Regions from separate parts of the Homo sapiens genome. Here all the other regions are linked to region 1. A link is a contact called in ENCODE Hi-C data. All regions are on one chromosome and are shown on one strand. Each heading gives the region's core, a stretch centred on a gene start or an enhancer-like site at or near the end of the contact. The rest is flanking DNA. Distances are from core to core; before and after follow the strand shown.

Region 1 (4,784 bases), core at 666-3,165:
GGAAGCAGGAGATGTGGGTTCTCTCACACGCCCCTTTCCCACATCCCAGCAGGCTCATGCCCAGATCCTCCGTGCCTCAGGACTACAGAAGCTTCCTTAGTCACAAGCAGGGAGACTCACCTGCCTGAAGGCAGCAAGTTGGCCCCATGGGCTGCTAGCTCCACATCCAGAAACAAACTTTATGAAGTCGGATCTTATTCCGACTCCCACCTACCCCCACTGACCCCCACTTCTCTGAGTCCTGCTCACTGGCGGGAGTGGGGTGCTCACCTCATTTGCTCCCTGCTGCCTCAGGGAGCTTGCACGTGCTCTTCCCTCTGCCAGCAATCCCCTTTCCCTAAGCATTTCAAACACAGTACTGGGAACTAGTGGCGAGTGCAGCAGATGCAGGGACTTGGCTGGGAGTGGGATGGAGAAGGAGGACAATTGTGCGATGAAATGGCAGGACATGGGAAAATACAAAATAATAAACATCAAAAGTGCTGTCACTAATCTGCTGGGTGACTTTGAGTGAGTCCTTTTCCCATCCTGGGCCTGAGAGATAAAAGGCTTGAATTCCGTATTGCCACAGCATCATGCTCCAATCATGAGAAATAACTCAGTGATGCGTGTGTGGAGGGGGAGGGCCCGTGCATATGTGATAGAGAGAGAGAGGTGGGGGGGATTCCTCCAAGCACACATGGGCCCATTTAACCAGATTCTGCTTCACCTTCTTTTCTTTAATCCCCAGAGATGTGGCTTGCTCAGTGAACTGCCACTAAGTGCTCCCTAGGCACCCACTGGTGTCAGGTCCTCTGCTGGGGCCTACAGACGGGTCCCTTCCTTGAAGGGCTCATGCCTGACGATCATTAGCAAAGCCTTCCTGTGTCTAAAGGATCGCTTACTCCCTGTTTGCTCAGAGCTCAGGAGGCACAGCCTCACTAGAAGGTTTGGAAAGCACCCTGCGGTGGAAGGTACGTCACTGGCATGCAAATTGGGAGGCTTAGATGGCAGATAAAAGATTGGTTTGTGTCACAGGCAACGCCAGCCAGAGTGGTGTCTTGTTACGGTGTCTCTGGGCTGGACTCGGTGCCCCTGGAATGTGAACGAGATGCGCGGGGAGGTTTCCTGTTGATTCTTGTCCTGGCAGAGTGGTCCACTGGCTTAGCTGCTTCTCAAGTTGCACAACACCTGGGCCTCCCAGCGGGTGCTGCTGGTGCTGGAGGGGAGAGAAGCCTCCGCCTGCAGGGCCAGTGCCCTCCTCTGCCCACTGCCCGAGGTGAAAGGTGGATTCCAGGCCAGGCCCGGGTCGGGAGGTGACCCCAGCTCCTCCCCAGGAACTCTCCCTGGGAGGGGCCTGGTTGCTCTGAAGGGCACACGGCAGGGATGACACTGGCTAAGGGGGGAACAGTGGCAGGCCAGGGGAGGAGGGGGCCGGGCTGCTGTCCCTTCCTCAGGGGAAGGCTTGGAGCAGAGCCATTAGCCTGCCTGAATCCTATTATATGCAGGGCAACCTGTGAAGACCTTTCCCGTATTCCCTGTTGGCCTCACCATGTAACTGAGAGGAAAGGTGAGGACATGGGAGATGAAGTGACTTGCCCTGGGATTGTTTTTTTCCAAAGTTCAGGGATCTGACCTCTAATCCAATGTCCTGTCTGAAGGGCTGTTTGCCTGGTTGGAGCTCCCCAGAAGCCGGCAAGAGGCAAATATGCATCAGTTCAGCAGGGCGAGGGGCAGCCCGGGCTACCATGGCCCATTTAGAGGGCTCAGCTAACTTCAGGGTGTCCTGAGGCCACCAGCCTGGCTGGGAATACTCTCCTGCCTTCCTTCCAGCCTTCAGTGGGAGCTGCGTCCAGCTGGGCAGTGACTCAGCAGCCCTCATTCCCACGTGTGTGGGAGAGCAGGCCTCTCTCCCGGCTGTCGGCTTGGCTCCGTTGGCCTGTCTGGGGGTGCCCCAGCAGTCAGCCTGCCATCAGCAAGGCCCTGGGGCTCAGGCCAGGCTTCCCACAGCTCAATCACAGAGTTTGCTTTCTTTCCAGCCCTCCAGCCTTTCCCCCTGAGACTGGAGGGCCACTTCTAAGTTCCTCTGGCCACCTCAACCGTCCACTCAGCCAGGGAGCCAGGCTGTGGGTGACTTCCTCAGCACTGTCCCAGAAACCCTGTGCTGTCCTCAGAAGCAGCCCACCTCCCAGAGCAAATAGCTTGTTTGCCAGGCTCACGGGCCTCCCCGCCTGCTCAGAGTGCGTCCTGTGGTGCATGAAGAGAAGGAACTAGGCAAAACCCAGGCAAGAAAACGAGGGAGGGAAGTGGATCTTGGCTGGACCTTTAACAGGATGTATGGGAGGGTGAGCTACGGTGAGACTGTGCAGGTAGGGCACTAGCCCATCTGCTCACGACCAAGAAAAACATCACCCCACATGCCCTGGCTCCAACCCCAGGGATGGCGGGCTGGCGGCATTGGCATAGCTGTGGAAGCTTGAGCAAGGCTCGTAAATTCTCAGATCCCGTTTCACCATCTGTAAAATGGGCATGCTAATGCCTGTCAGCCAGGTTTGCTCTACACAACACATACAACCCTTTTTCTAAAGGGCTTGGTGGAAGGCCTGCTCCAACATGTTTCAGACATGGATATTGCTTTCCATCCTATGTGTGAGTCCAACAAGATTTGTGCAATCTTTTATTGGTCTCATTTCACGCTCATCATCCTGGGACCCTGTGGGAAAGGACCCATGAGGGACCTTGCAAATGCTGCCAGGCACTGCAAGTGCTGGCCACTGCTGCTGGTCCTCCCAGCAGCTCTCAGGGAAGCAGGGCAAGTGAGGAGCCTGGGTTGGAAACAAGAAATACTTTGCTGGCAGTCATTCCATAAGTTAAGACAACTACAGAAACTTTTATGGAGTACCAAGTATGTGTCAGTCACTGAGAGAGACACTTAGGGACACTGAGGTGCCTAAGACATGGTCCCTGCCAAAAACAGGCCTATGTGGCAGAGGAAGGAAGGAAAGAGGAGGGAACATGCAAACAACCTCCATCCCAGATAGGCGAAAAGTAGGCTGCGCATGAGGTATAGACACCTCGCCTGGGAAATCCCAATGCAGCGAGAAATCAGGGCTGCTCCAGGGGAACAGAAAAGGCTGCACGGAGAAGGAGCAGGAGTTTGCAGGGTGGAGAAGGGAGAGACAGGCCCCAGGGGCTCCAGTAGGGAGCACGTGCCTGGACTGACCAGGGGACGGGGTCTCTCCTAGAAGACCCAGATGTGCTGAGGCTCCTCCATGCCAGCACATTTGGCTCCACAGGTATTGCAAGACCCCCATGGGGTGTCGAGACACATCCTATGACCTAGATCTCTGCCTTCCAGGAACTGGTTGGGTGAGATGAGACTCATCCTGGGCATACGTAGAGAGCAATTTTTACCAGCATGTCTCCAACTGCAGGTGTGGCCTATGACATCTGATGTCACTTCCCTCCTCAGGTGGCCCTGCCAGCCCCTCTGCAAAAGGGGGCATAGGCACACAATTTTGCACATCGTTTCCAGGGGCTCAAGGATGTCCCTCACCAGCCCATCTCCTTTGAGGAACCCTCAATGTGATTCAACTCCGGGGTTTTGCAGATGAGGAAACTGAGGCAGAGAAAGAATGTGCCTTGCCGAAGGTGTGTGGTGAGTCAGGACGGAATAGGCCTAGACTTTTGGCTTCTGACCCAGAGTTCTCCCATTGGTGCCTGCTGCGGCCACCTCCTCAATCTGTGCCTCTGCCCAGCTGCAGTTTTCGGCATCCTGCCTCATGACAGAGGGGACAGCATGCACTTTCTATCCATCTCAGCCATAGCCTCTTCCCAACCTGTAGCTCCCCTCTTGGTGAAACTGCCTTTGCGCTTTCTTCCCACGTGCACGGTCCGGCTGGTTCTCTGCATCCTGGTGTCCCATCTCTGGGAAAGACTCCACCGTGCCCACACTCACTCAAGTTGCACAGGGACGTCTTTCTCCCCTTCTCCCCCTGCTCCCCCTCTATAGCCAACTCCTAGCTGGACTGGCCTCTCGCTCAAACCCAGTCCTTACTGTTTATCAACAGGAATCCAGGCCCTCTTCACCTCTTGCTGTGGCCATTATCACAGCCAGAAAAATATTTCTAAAGCACATGAACACGTCACTGTTCAGCTTAAAATCTTGCAGAGGTGCCCTGTGGCCTTGAAAATTAAGTTCAAGCCCTCGGTGTTGTCTACAAAGCCCCCCATGGCCAGCACAACCCTTCCTTCCCATGTGCCTGCATCCATTCTTGGCACCAGCTTGGCAAATGCTCCATGCCCCCAACCCCCTGAAGCCCATTTGCTCTGCTGCTCTTCCCATCCAGAGCAATAAGATGTGCATAGACCAGCTTCATACGTTTTAACCTTGAGGTTTGCTTGCATGCTTGTTTTTAAAATTCAGTTCCCTCTCGACGGCGATACTCTTAAAGGGGCCCATCCACTTTTCTACTTATGGGATTTTAAAAATCTATATGGAACACTTCATGAGTTTTGTCATCCTTGCACAGGGGCCATGCTAATCTTCTCTGTATTGTTCCAGTTTTTTAGTCTGTGTGCTGCTGATGCGAGCACTTTATGGTTTTAGAAGATAATCTTAGAAGCTTATGCACAAGATAATCATTTGTAAACACTCCCACAGTAGTTTTCTTACGTGGACTGACACAATTTTTTACATATAAGTACTTCTAGGGTCTGAAATTGAAGTCAGGACAAAGCGTAAATACAAGTGTCTATGACTAGCAACGTGTGCTGGCTCATTTGCTGATGAATAAATCGCTGAA
Region 2 (4,784 bases), core at 837-3,336, 440 kb after region 1:
AGCTCACTGATGTCCTGAAATGTGCAGTGACCCAAAGCCCTGGGCTCTGAGAACCAAAGCAGACAGGACTTTGTTTTTGTTTCTGAACACTGCCTGTGTGGTGAGTCACCCAATTTTTGAAAACCACATGCTTCTTTCCACAATCAGGCTGCCCAGAGGGGCCCCCAAGCCTCAAAGAGCATCAGGAAAACACTGCTCACACGCACAATTACTGCCAGTTTCTTATCGTTGCTGCTTTGATGTGCTGTTTGTGAGTCAGAGCTGCTGTTGCCTCAATGCTGTTCCTGTTTCAGCAGCATTCTGACATTTTTTTTTTTTTTTAAAGAAAAAAGTCGGAAGTGGCAGACTCTGTCTTTGGGCTAGGACTACAGACTGTTATTTGATTTGATTACTGCTTCATTTGATTATGGATGGACTCGGGATTGAGGGGGATAAGGATATCAAAGAGAAAATGGTGGCCATATCCCACCTACGCTAAAGTAAAGAGTACCACTCCAGCCCTTTGGAAGAGAACATCCCCAACTCTTCCCCAGCAGATCCACTATATGGAACCCACTGTGGTCAGACTGGGGTCTGGCTATTTCCTGCCACACCCTGAACTTTCTCACTTCCTTTCTTACCTATACATTTCCAGTTGCCAAGAATGTCACCCCTCTCCCCATCTCCACCTCTCAAAAATACCATGCAGCCTTCCAAGGCTAAACTCAGTTACAGCTTTCTCCACTGAGCCTCTTCTGTTCACTGCAGTCAACAGTCTCCTGACCTGCCTGCTCTTTGAGATCTTGTAACATTCACTTCCCATGTGCTAATTTACTCATGTTACTATCTGACGATAATGTGCATTTTGCAATGTTCTGTTGCAATTTAAAGGAAGAAAGTTATGATGTCTTGAGGATAATGGCACTCTTGGGGCCAAAAGAAAGAAGCTGGAGTCCAACTAAGCTACTTTCTTCCTATCTGATCTCTGAGAAGTTATTACCCTCAGTTTGTTCATCAGTAAAATCAGGGTTTTTCTAGACTTGAATATCAGATAAGATAATCGTCCTAAACATGCTTTGTAAACTGTACAATTGTGGTGTATATGAAGAATAATTAACATCATCTTCATCCTTTCCATCATTACTGTCAGCATCATCAGCATCATCACTGCACTTCTATTTCACTTCCCATGTGTTAACATACCTGGATAACACATATTTGTTATCTCCTAAGCTGGACTGTGGGTCTCTCATGGTTAGGGACCTAGCGGCATACCTCTGAACCTCCTTATCTTACACATAGCACAGGGCTGGGTACACCGTTGATATCCAGTGACTGTTTCTCAATTGATTGATAAACTCAGATGAAAATAACTCAATAGGAGAAAGCTATATATGACAAGGAATCTTTCAGAGGTCCTGTTTTATTTCTTCCTTTGTTGTAAAAATAACAAATGGAAAGAAGTACATTATTAAAGTCAGCAACATCTCTCCCCGCACCTGACAAGAATGGTCTTGCACATTTTTTTTGCCATATCCCTTGACAGCACCAGGACACTTCTCATTCCATAGTCTCATCCAACCTTCAAGAGAATCCTTGAAAAGGAAACAGGGAACCGCAGGTGCATAACGTCCCATTCTACAGTCAAGTGAAGTGAGGCCCAGCAACATGATCTCACTTACTCCAAGATGGAGCATTGAGTCATTGGTAAAACCCCGCCCATGAAGGAGGTCTCCTAACTCTTGGCCCTTGGATGTTTTGAGGTGGACACTGATTCCACTGAAAGAGAATTTTCTACCACTAATCAAGGAGACAGAGGTTTTATAAATGATACCTTATTTATTCTTCATGGTGTCCTTGAAAATGACCTATCATCATCTCCTTTGTATCCATGAGGAAACTGACACTCTGAGAGGTGAAGTGACCTGCCCAAGGTCACGGAGAAGAGGTGGGGCCAGGCTCTCATTTCCCAGTACCCACTGAGCACACTCTAGGCATGTGGGCTGAGCCTACTGCCGGGCTGTGAATCTCTCCCCCCTGTTCTCTGGTTCCTTGATTCACAGGAAGTTCAGGTCAACCACATCCTGCCACGTCTTTGCAGACAAGATAACGATCCCCACCACCACCATTCTCTGTCCCACCACAGCCCAGCAAGGGCAGACAGGCTTCCTTTACTCTTTTGATAACCACTGTATGTCACAGCTAAAAGGGGCCTAACTCTGAGTTTCCCTCCTTTAAAATCATCTGGTCCACATGCTAATGGTCCAGAATCCCCAGGTCATCTCTATAGCTTGAAATAATCATTCTAAAGTAGGGGTCCAGGAATCTGTATTTTTAACAAGCATCCTGAGTGATTCAATGAGTGTTCAAGTTTGGGAAACCACTAGTTAAACCCTGCTGGGATGACTTTTCCCTGTCATCCCAGTAGTGTAGGCTGGGTTGTATCTTTGTCATACTTACTGTGTCTGTTATAAGGGGCCACTGAATGCTACTGAATTTGTACTTTGCCATTAAGGAAGAAGGCCTGGAAAGTTAATTAAGCCAGCTTGAGATCTAACCCGTCCAGCTCTGCATAAGCAAGAGGAATGATGCATTTGGAGGCCCTCCTGAAGAACTCCCAGCATGCCAGCCTAAGTCCACATGTTCATCATCTGAAGCCACCTTCTTGGAGTGATCTGGAACTGACCCTCAATCCACAAACATTAACCTTTAGCCCAGCAGTAGGCAAACTACTTCCTACAAGCCAAAGCCTGCTGCTTGTTTTTTGTGAAGTTTTATTGGCACAGAGCCACACCCATTTGTTTATATATTGTTTATGGCTGCTTTTGCACTACTATGGCAGAATAAAGCCTAAAATATTTACTATCTGGCGCTTTACAGAAAAAGTTTGCCAACCCCTGCATTATCCCATCTATCAACCAGCAAAGCTTCATTCCTGTGGCTGTATCAGATGGCCTCTGGCTTTCCCAGTCATGTACCCACAGTATCACAGCAGCAGAGTGCTTGAGCACCTCGTAGGGACTTTAAAAACATGTTGAATGAAGAACCATCACAATGAGCTATTTCAATTTCCATTATGCAAATGAAAAAAATCACAGCTTTTAGAAACATTAATTATGTAAGCCAAGGTCTAAGAGTTAGAAAGTGCTAGAATTAGACCGGGAACAGTGGCTCATGTCTGTAATCTCAGCACTTTGGGAGGCCAAGGCAGGCAGATCACCTGAGGTCAGGAGTTCGAGACCAGCCTGACCAACATGGTGAAACCCCATCTCTACTGAAAATACAAAAATTAGCTAGGCATGTTGGCAGCTGCCTATAATCCCAGCTACTTGGGAGGCTGAGGCAGGAGAATCACTTGAACCCAGGAGGCGGAGGTTGCAGTGAGCCGAGATCACGCCATCGCACTCCAACCTGGGCAACAAGAGCAAAACTCCGTCTCAAAAAAAAAAAAAAAAAGTGCTAGAATTAGAATTTTTATTGATCCCAGGTACAATATTTTGTCCTATCAACTTGAGGCAGTGATCAGGCAGAATCTTGCCGGAAATGTGCAGAAATGGGGCCTAGGGTAGGTCTTTTGGATGAAGGACCTGGATCTTGGGGCTAGGAGAGATGGGAAGGCCCTAGGAAAGAATGAAGAATTATCTGAAAGGATAAGCAGGCCTTGTCCTGCTGGGAAAATAGGTACCTTGAGAATATATTAAGCTAATTCATATTACAGTGTTAGCTTCTTTCTGGACCTGCTGTGACAAAGTTAATGGAGCTTTTTCACCTGGGGGTAAAGGAGGGTACATCAAGGAGCACAGAGAAGGGAGAGCAGAGTGAGTCAGGCACGCTTACCAGAATACGACTCAAACCGAACCAGGTCTCAGTGGTGTTGAGTCACTGGGGCATCAGTCAGGAGCCTGGGCAGCCACCTGGCAGTGGGACTGCGGTGGAGGTGCCCACCCCAGGGGATGCCTGGGCCCAGTGAACATGAAGCCCTTCCCAGCTCTGAGGTTCTCAGAACCCTTTGTGGCTTGAGTTAGCCCTGACACTCTCCCATCCACTTTACGGAGAAGCATTAAAGCCACCGAACACCCCCTCTTGAATCTGATGAGATTCAGCTTTGTCAGACCCACTTTCCCAAGACAGTCATAGAAAATGGGGGATTCTCTGGGTTGGCTGTTTGGAATTCTTCCCCAGATAAATCACGCCCACGAGGTAGCACCAACAATATGTAGTCTCTGTTTCTTTAAAGTGAAAGAGAATATAAAACTGAATGCCAAAGACTCTATTTTGTTGTTTTTTCCTCTAACCTTTATAGTTATCGCACTTACACTGAATTCACCAGGAGGTTGTTCCGTTATAGCATGCATTGATTCTCTCCAAAGCACTCACTTTAGCTTGCAAAGAAACAACTCTACGTTTTTGCACTCATATTTCATTGCATTATGAAATGATGGATTGCATTATTTAATCAGAGTAACAGGTACAGGTTGAGAAGAAATACAAATAGCCCTCAGTAAGCACACACAGCTCAACCAATGGAAACATATGTGCCCAGGAAAACTGGAGAGAAGCTTCAGTTGGAGCTGCTAGCTTCAAGGGTTTAGTGTATCCCAGGCATGGGCACAGTGCTAGCTGAGTAGTGTGGAGAGTCTACATTAATCTAGCAAGCTGGTCCATTGCAGGTTGCTCAAGAGGGCTTCTGCTGTTTAACTGCACGCAGATGCCACAGCCCTTTGTCACGGACAGAGCACTGTCCAGCGTAATCCTCATGGCCCTTTAAGGGAGGCAGAGAAGATTTTCATATAGGAAAAATGAGG
Region 3 (4,784 bases), core at 1,588-4,087, 330 kb before region 1:
CAAGCCTGGATAAAGTTGCTTATTCCATTCGGGCCAGATCACACAAGGTCCAGGGAGTGAGGGCCACCTGTTACGAGGTCCAGAGTTGACCACACATTGAATCTGAAAGACTTAGACTCTGAGTCCCAGGACAAGGTGGAAACACAGCGTCTCCTGTCCTGTTTTGTCTCGTTACTGATTGAGCTCCCCAAGGTCCGTTTGTCTCTCCCAAGCTCTGCTTCAGTGTCCACAGCTCACCGTGCTGGTCAGTGCCTCACATGGGGGTGCCAATGCCCGCTGGCTGAGGGAACAGGCAGATTTGAGTTTGAATCTCAGCTCTGCATTTAGTGTTTGATCCTTTACTATTTATTCAAGCTTTCTGAGCCACAGTTTCCTCACCTGTTTATCACTAGGTGTCCAGTGGGGACTGAATGGAAACTTTAAGCTGGAAGAAATATCATTTTAGAGACACTAAGCCATCTGCCTCCTAGAGTGGGCACTGTGCGGGCCGCTTTAAGCCAGGGCCACCAGCACTCAGCGATCACAGGGTGCTTCCAGCTGGCATCAAGTGTTCTTTTCTGTATCTCCCTTGGCGTGGAGCTGCTGTCCCATGGAGTTAAAGAAAACCATGCCCCTCTAAATTTGAGGAAGTGTGTTCCCTACCTAGAAGTTATTATTTATCTTAGGGACATGTTTGATGGTGTTTGGGTGTATGTATGGAGCATGTGTGTGTGAGTGTGTGTCTCCATGTGTGAGTGTGTTTGTGTGTTTGTGTCTGAGTGTCTGTGTGTGTCTGTGTATGTGGCTGTGTGTGTCTGTGTGTCCGTGTGTGTGTCTGTGTGTGTTGTGTATCTGTGTGTCTGTGAGTGTGTGTTTATGTGACTGTGAGTGTGTTTGTGTGTGTCTATGTGGCTGTGTCTATGTCCGTGTGTGTGTGTCATGTGTCTGTGTGTTGTGTGCCCGTGTGTGTCTGTGTGTGTCAGTGTATGTCTGTGTGTGTGTGTGTCTGTGTGTCTGTATCTGTGTGTGTCTGTTCTTGTCTGCACTTTTGTTCCCAGGAGATGTGAGGTGAAGACCTCACCAAAGTAGGAGTGGCGTGTGGGCTGGGCTTTGGCCCTTCGTGCTGGAAGTGATGGAGAGGCATGGCCTGGCTTGGCACAGCTCTGCCTTGCCTGTGCTGCCAGCCTCTTGTGAGAGATGCCATGTGGAAGGGATTTGGGACAATGCACAGTGCACTCTTCTGAGTGTTTTGTCTGGGCTAAAACTCTGCAGAGTATAGCTGTGGCTCTGAAACAAATAGAGGCTGGCCTTGTCAATTGTTTTGGGGTGAAGTTAATCCGGGGTAAGAGTCAGAGGCAGTCTAGAAGGCAGGGCATAAACTAGCCAGATGAAGGCCTTGGCTGGGAGTTGGGTTTATACCCCTAGGCCTAAGGAGTAGCCACTGCTAACAAGAGTTGTAGTTTTTCCTCTGGGTTGCAATTCTCTTCTCTTGCCTCCAAGCCTCCACTCAGGTAACCTGGCAGTGGGGAAATTGAGAGGTGCAGTGTCCACTCACTAATGATGAAGGTGAGATGTGGATGCATGGAGCACATTTTAGAAAAGCCCTGGCCTTTTATAAGGACCTGGGCCTTCCAGTATTTTCCTTGCCATCTCACCACCTGCTAACACATGCTGTGCACATAGGAGGTGCCAGGAAAATGTGTGTTATTCGAATGGAACTGAGAAACCGTTCTAGTCTAAACCCTGAGGCCCCCTGGCTTGCCCCCTCCTACCATGCCCATCTAGTTTTCAATGCCAAGCTCTCACGTCAGGGTTTTTCATCTCCATCTTCCTGTTGTTCACTTTAGGGGAAGGGTCCTGCTTGGACTATTGCAGTAGCCTCCAAGTAGCTTGAACTTTGCTCAGACTCTCCCCTCCCCAATCTGCTAAGCAGATTGTTGACAAGATTCTCTGCAGTTTGCTGCTTTGATGATGTCCCTCTCCAGCTCCAAATTGTTACTGGCTCTCCATTGACTACAGGTAAAATGCAGACTTCTCAGCCTGATCTTCCACAATCTGACGTCAGCCTACCTCCTCATCCTGCCTGGGCCTGGAGGCATGCCAGCCAATTCAGACCACTTGCCATTTTTCTTTTTCTCCTCTGCATCTGGAATTGCTGTCAGTGAAACCTTCTCTTTCCCTCAAGGAGCACCTTGAATGCTGGCCCCACATCACCTTCCTGACCCTGTCAGCTCAAAGAGGTTTCTCTGCATCTGAACTCCATGTGTTCCAGTCTCTGGGTCCTTACCATGCACTGCTGGGGCATGCTGTGTGCTGGCCGCCGTCCCTCCTCATGCTCAGAAGCAGAGCCTATGACTTAGTCACTTTGGTCTCCCCAGCGCCCAGAGCAGATATTTGCACAGAAGAGGAGCTCAATAAATGTTTGTTTAATGAATGAATATATAATTCTAACCCAGTGCCCTGCTTTCTTACAGTGACATTCAAGTCATCCTAGGCCAAAAAAAAAAAAAAATGCCTATTTACCTTCCAAAATTACCTCTCATATTGGTCAAAATTAAAATAAACACTTGGCGGATTAAGACCTGGCCTGTCATATTGTATCTGACACCATTAAGAACCAAGGTTGGGGTGCCTCACGGTTGACTTCCACTGATCTAAGATGTCAACAACAATGTCACCTGCCTGATAGGGTGACATCTGAGCTCCAAGGCATGCACTCCTGTCCTTTGGGCGCTCACCCCCGGCTTCATGCACCCTGTGCCCTGGGTCAGTGCCTGCCTCTCTGATTCAAGCCTTCTTCTGGGCGACTGGGCCTTTGATCTTGGGTTATGTTCCTGTTTTGCTTTCACTTTCCAGCTCTTATCTGCTAGAGTGCTTTGAGTGTAAGCAACAGGAAGTCCTGTGGCTAATGTAGGCGTTAAGGAGTTTATTGGAAGCATGTAGCAGAGCCCATGGAACTGAATGGAGGGCAGAGAACCAACTCAGAGCAATTAGAATTGGGATCACAAACAGGGTGGGGTGTGGGGCTCAGAAACAGGAGCTATTGATAAAAGAACTGTTTTTTCGTTTTTTTGTTTTTTTTGAGACAGTCTCGCTCTGTCACTCAGGCTGAAATGCAGTGGCGTGATCTCAGCTCACTGCAACCTCCATCTCCCGGGTTCAAGCAATTCTCATGCCTCAGCCTCCTGAGTAGCTGGGATTACAGGTGTACGCCACCATGCCTGGCTAATTTTTGTATTTTTAGTAGAGATGGGGAGCTTTGCCATGTTGGCCAGGCTGGTCTCAATCTCTTGGCCTCAAGTGATCCGCTTGCCTCGGCCTCCCAAAGTGCTCAGGAGGCTGAGGTAGGAGAATGGCATGAACCCAGGAAGCGGAGCTTGCAGTGAGCTGAGATTGCTCCGCTGCACTCCAGCCTGGGCGACAGAGCAAGACTCCATCTCAAACAAACAAACAAACAAACAAACAAAAACACTGCTGGGATTACAGGTGTGAGGCACCACGCCTGGCCTGAAAGGACAGGTTCTTAAGGGGTTGCCATTGCTGCTCCTACTGCCAGGGCTAATGAGTGTCGACCATTTTGTCTTTTTGCCACTCTGCTGCAGATTCAAACTCCAGGGAGAATCCAAGTGGGCCTAGCATGTGCTTCTGTTTCACCATCTGCTGCTCTATCCCTGTTATTCTTTCCTGGTTTTTGCCCATCCCTCACAGTCCCATCCATCACCCGATACCCACCCAGACATGCATAGAGCACCCCACAAGGGGTTTCCAGGGTTGCCTCCATGAGGGTGCTGGATTTCTGCCTAGCCCAGGTAACACATCCTTCTGAGCAGTGATACAAGCAGCAGTAGGACAATTAGCTACCAAGGGAATTGTCCTCTGCTTATCCATCATTGTAGAAAGTAATGAGTGACTTTAAATCACAAACCTTATGTTTTCTTTCCCATGGCATGAAATGCGTAGGTCAATTCTCAAAGCTTAGTGACTAGTTCTTGTACTAGAAATGCAAACTTGAGGACAATTTACTCATAAACTAATTACTTGTCCTTCCCGGGCATTAGCAATGGGATCTGCAGGCACAATAGACATATTCACATTGTTGATCCCCGTTGTTCCAAGACCCACATAAGCTTCCTGGGAAACGGATCTGAGCAGAAGTCAAAAACACAGTATTCCTTATTTCTACCCGTTGGACTTGTGGGTTCACTTAATGCTAGCTTTCTCCCTAATGAAAGGCAAGGGAAATATCAGCTAGAAATTTCATAATCAGAGTGTTTGCCTCGTTTGCTATTTTTAAACACCACAGACTTTGGAACTAAGGATGTGCATTAGTCTGGCAAATGCTGCTGGTAGATGTGGACTGAAGCTCCTGTCTGCAAAGGTACAATTGAGAGGACAAAGAGCGGGCATAAATAATGGATTAAGAGTGGCTCTGATGAGAGCCTATTCGTCCTGCAGCCTCAAAATGAAAGCACGCAGCCGATGACTCATTGGATAATAGTAAATATGATGGGCTCATAAAACCACTGGTTCCCCCGGGGGCTGTTCGGCAGGCTTTGTCTGGTCTTGAGCTTGTTATGTGCGGAAGCTACCAATTTAAGCTGCCCTTCCCCCAGCAAAGACGTGGCTCCTGGGCAGAGAGTTATTTGGGTGATTTGCAAAGTGTGGGTGGCACAGGGAGAGGCGGATTTTCCCCCAAGGGATGTTCCTCTGCACTCCTGCATGTGCCCTGGCCTGATGCCAGTTCCAGGCAGGTCCCCATCTGGGGAGATCTGGATGCTATATGGACTTCATTAAGGGGAAGGCAG

Evidence for each region. A loop is a pair of places that touch in the nucleus more often than their neighbours do. Pooled maps may share reads with other maps.
Region 2: a loop to region 1 is called in a map of B cell, with 10 times the contacts of the local background. The contact joins two enhancer-like sites. A Hi-C loop is called at or near these places in 2 of 168 maps with a recorded cell type or tissue (B cell and OCI-LY7), 7 of 37 single-sample maps with no recorded cell type and 6 of 50 pooled maps.
Region 3: a loop to region 1 is called in a pooled map, with 3 times the contacts of the local background. The contact joins two enhancer-like sites. A Hi-C loop is called at or near these places in 2 of 37 single-sample maps with no recorded cell type and 2 of 50 pooled maps.

The regions. Positions count from the first base shown.
Region 1 is chr15:70,193,027-70,197,810 of GRCh38, reverse strand. It overlaps the pseudogene RNU6-745P. Among named protein-coding and RNA genes, the nearest start is that of TLE3, 98 kb to the right of the region's middle. RefSeq lists enhancers at 678-737, 808-1,087, 884-1,667. Within about 2 kb of position 1,915, at least 21 of the 41 ENCODE cell types and tissues checked have a DNase peak (open chromatin) inside an H3K27ac peak, as active enhancers do.
Region 2 is chr15:69,756,478-69,761,261 of GRCh38, reverse strand. All of the region lies in intron 2 of LOC107984788 (a long non-coding RNA gene), which reads right to left. Among named protein-coding and RNA genes, the nearest start is that of LINC00593, 76 kb to the left of the region's middle. RefSeq lists an enhancer at 260-329. Within about 2 kb of position 2,086, at least 5 of the 41 ENCODE cell types and tissues checked have a DNase peak (open chromatin) inside an H3K27ac peak, as active enhancers do.
Region 3 is chr15:70,526,449-70,531,232 of GRCh38, reverse strand. LOC107984781 (a long non-coding RNA gene) reads left to right here. Exons shown (of 2, transcript XR_007064698.1): 2 at 1,999-2,560. Among named protein-coding and RNA genes, the nearest start is that of LINC02205, 23 kb to the right of the region's middle. RefSeq lists an enhancer at 2,726-2,775. Within about 2 kb of position 2,837, at least 7 of the 41 ENCODE cell types and tissues checked have a DNase peak (open chromatin) inside an H3K27ac peak, as active enhancers do.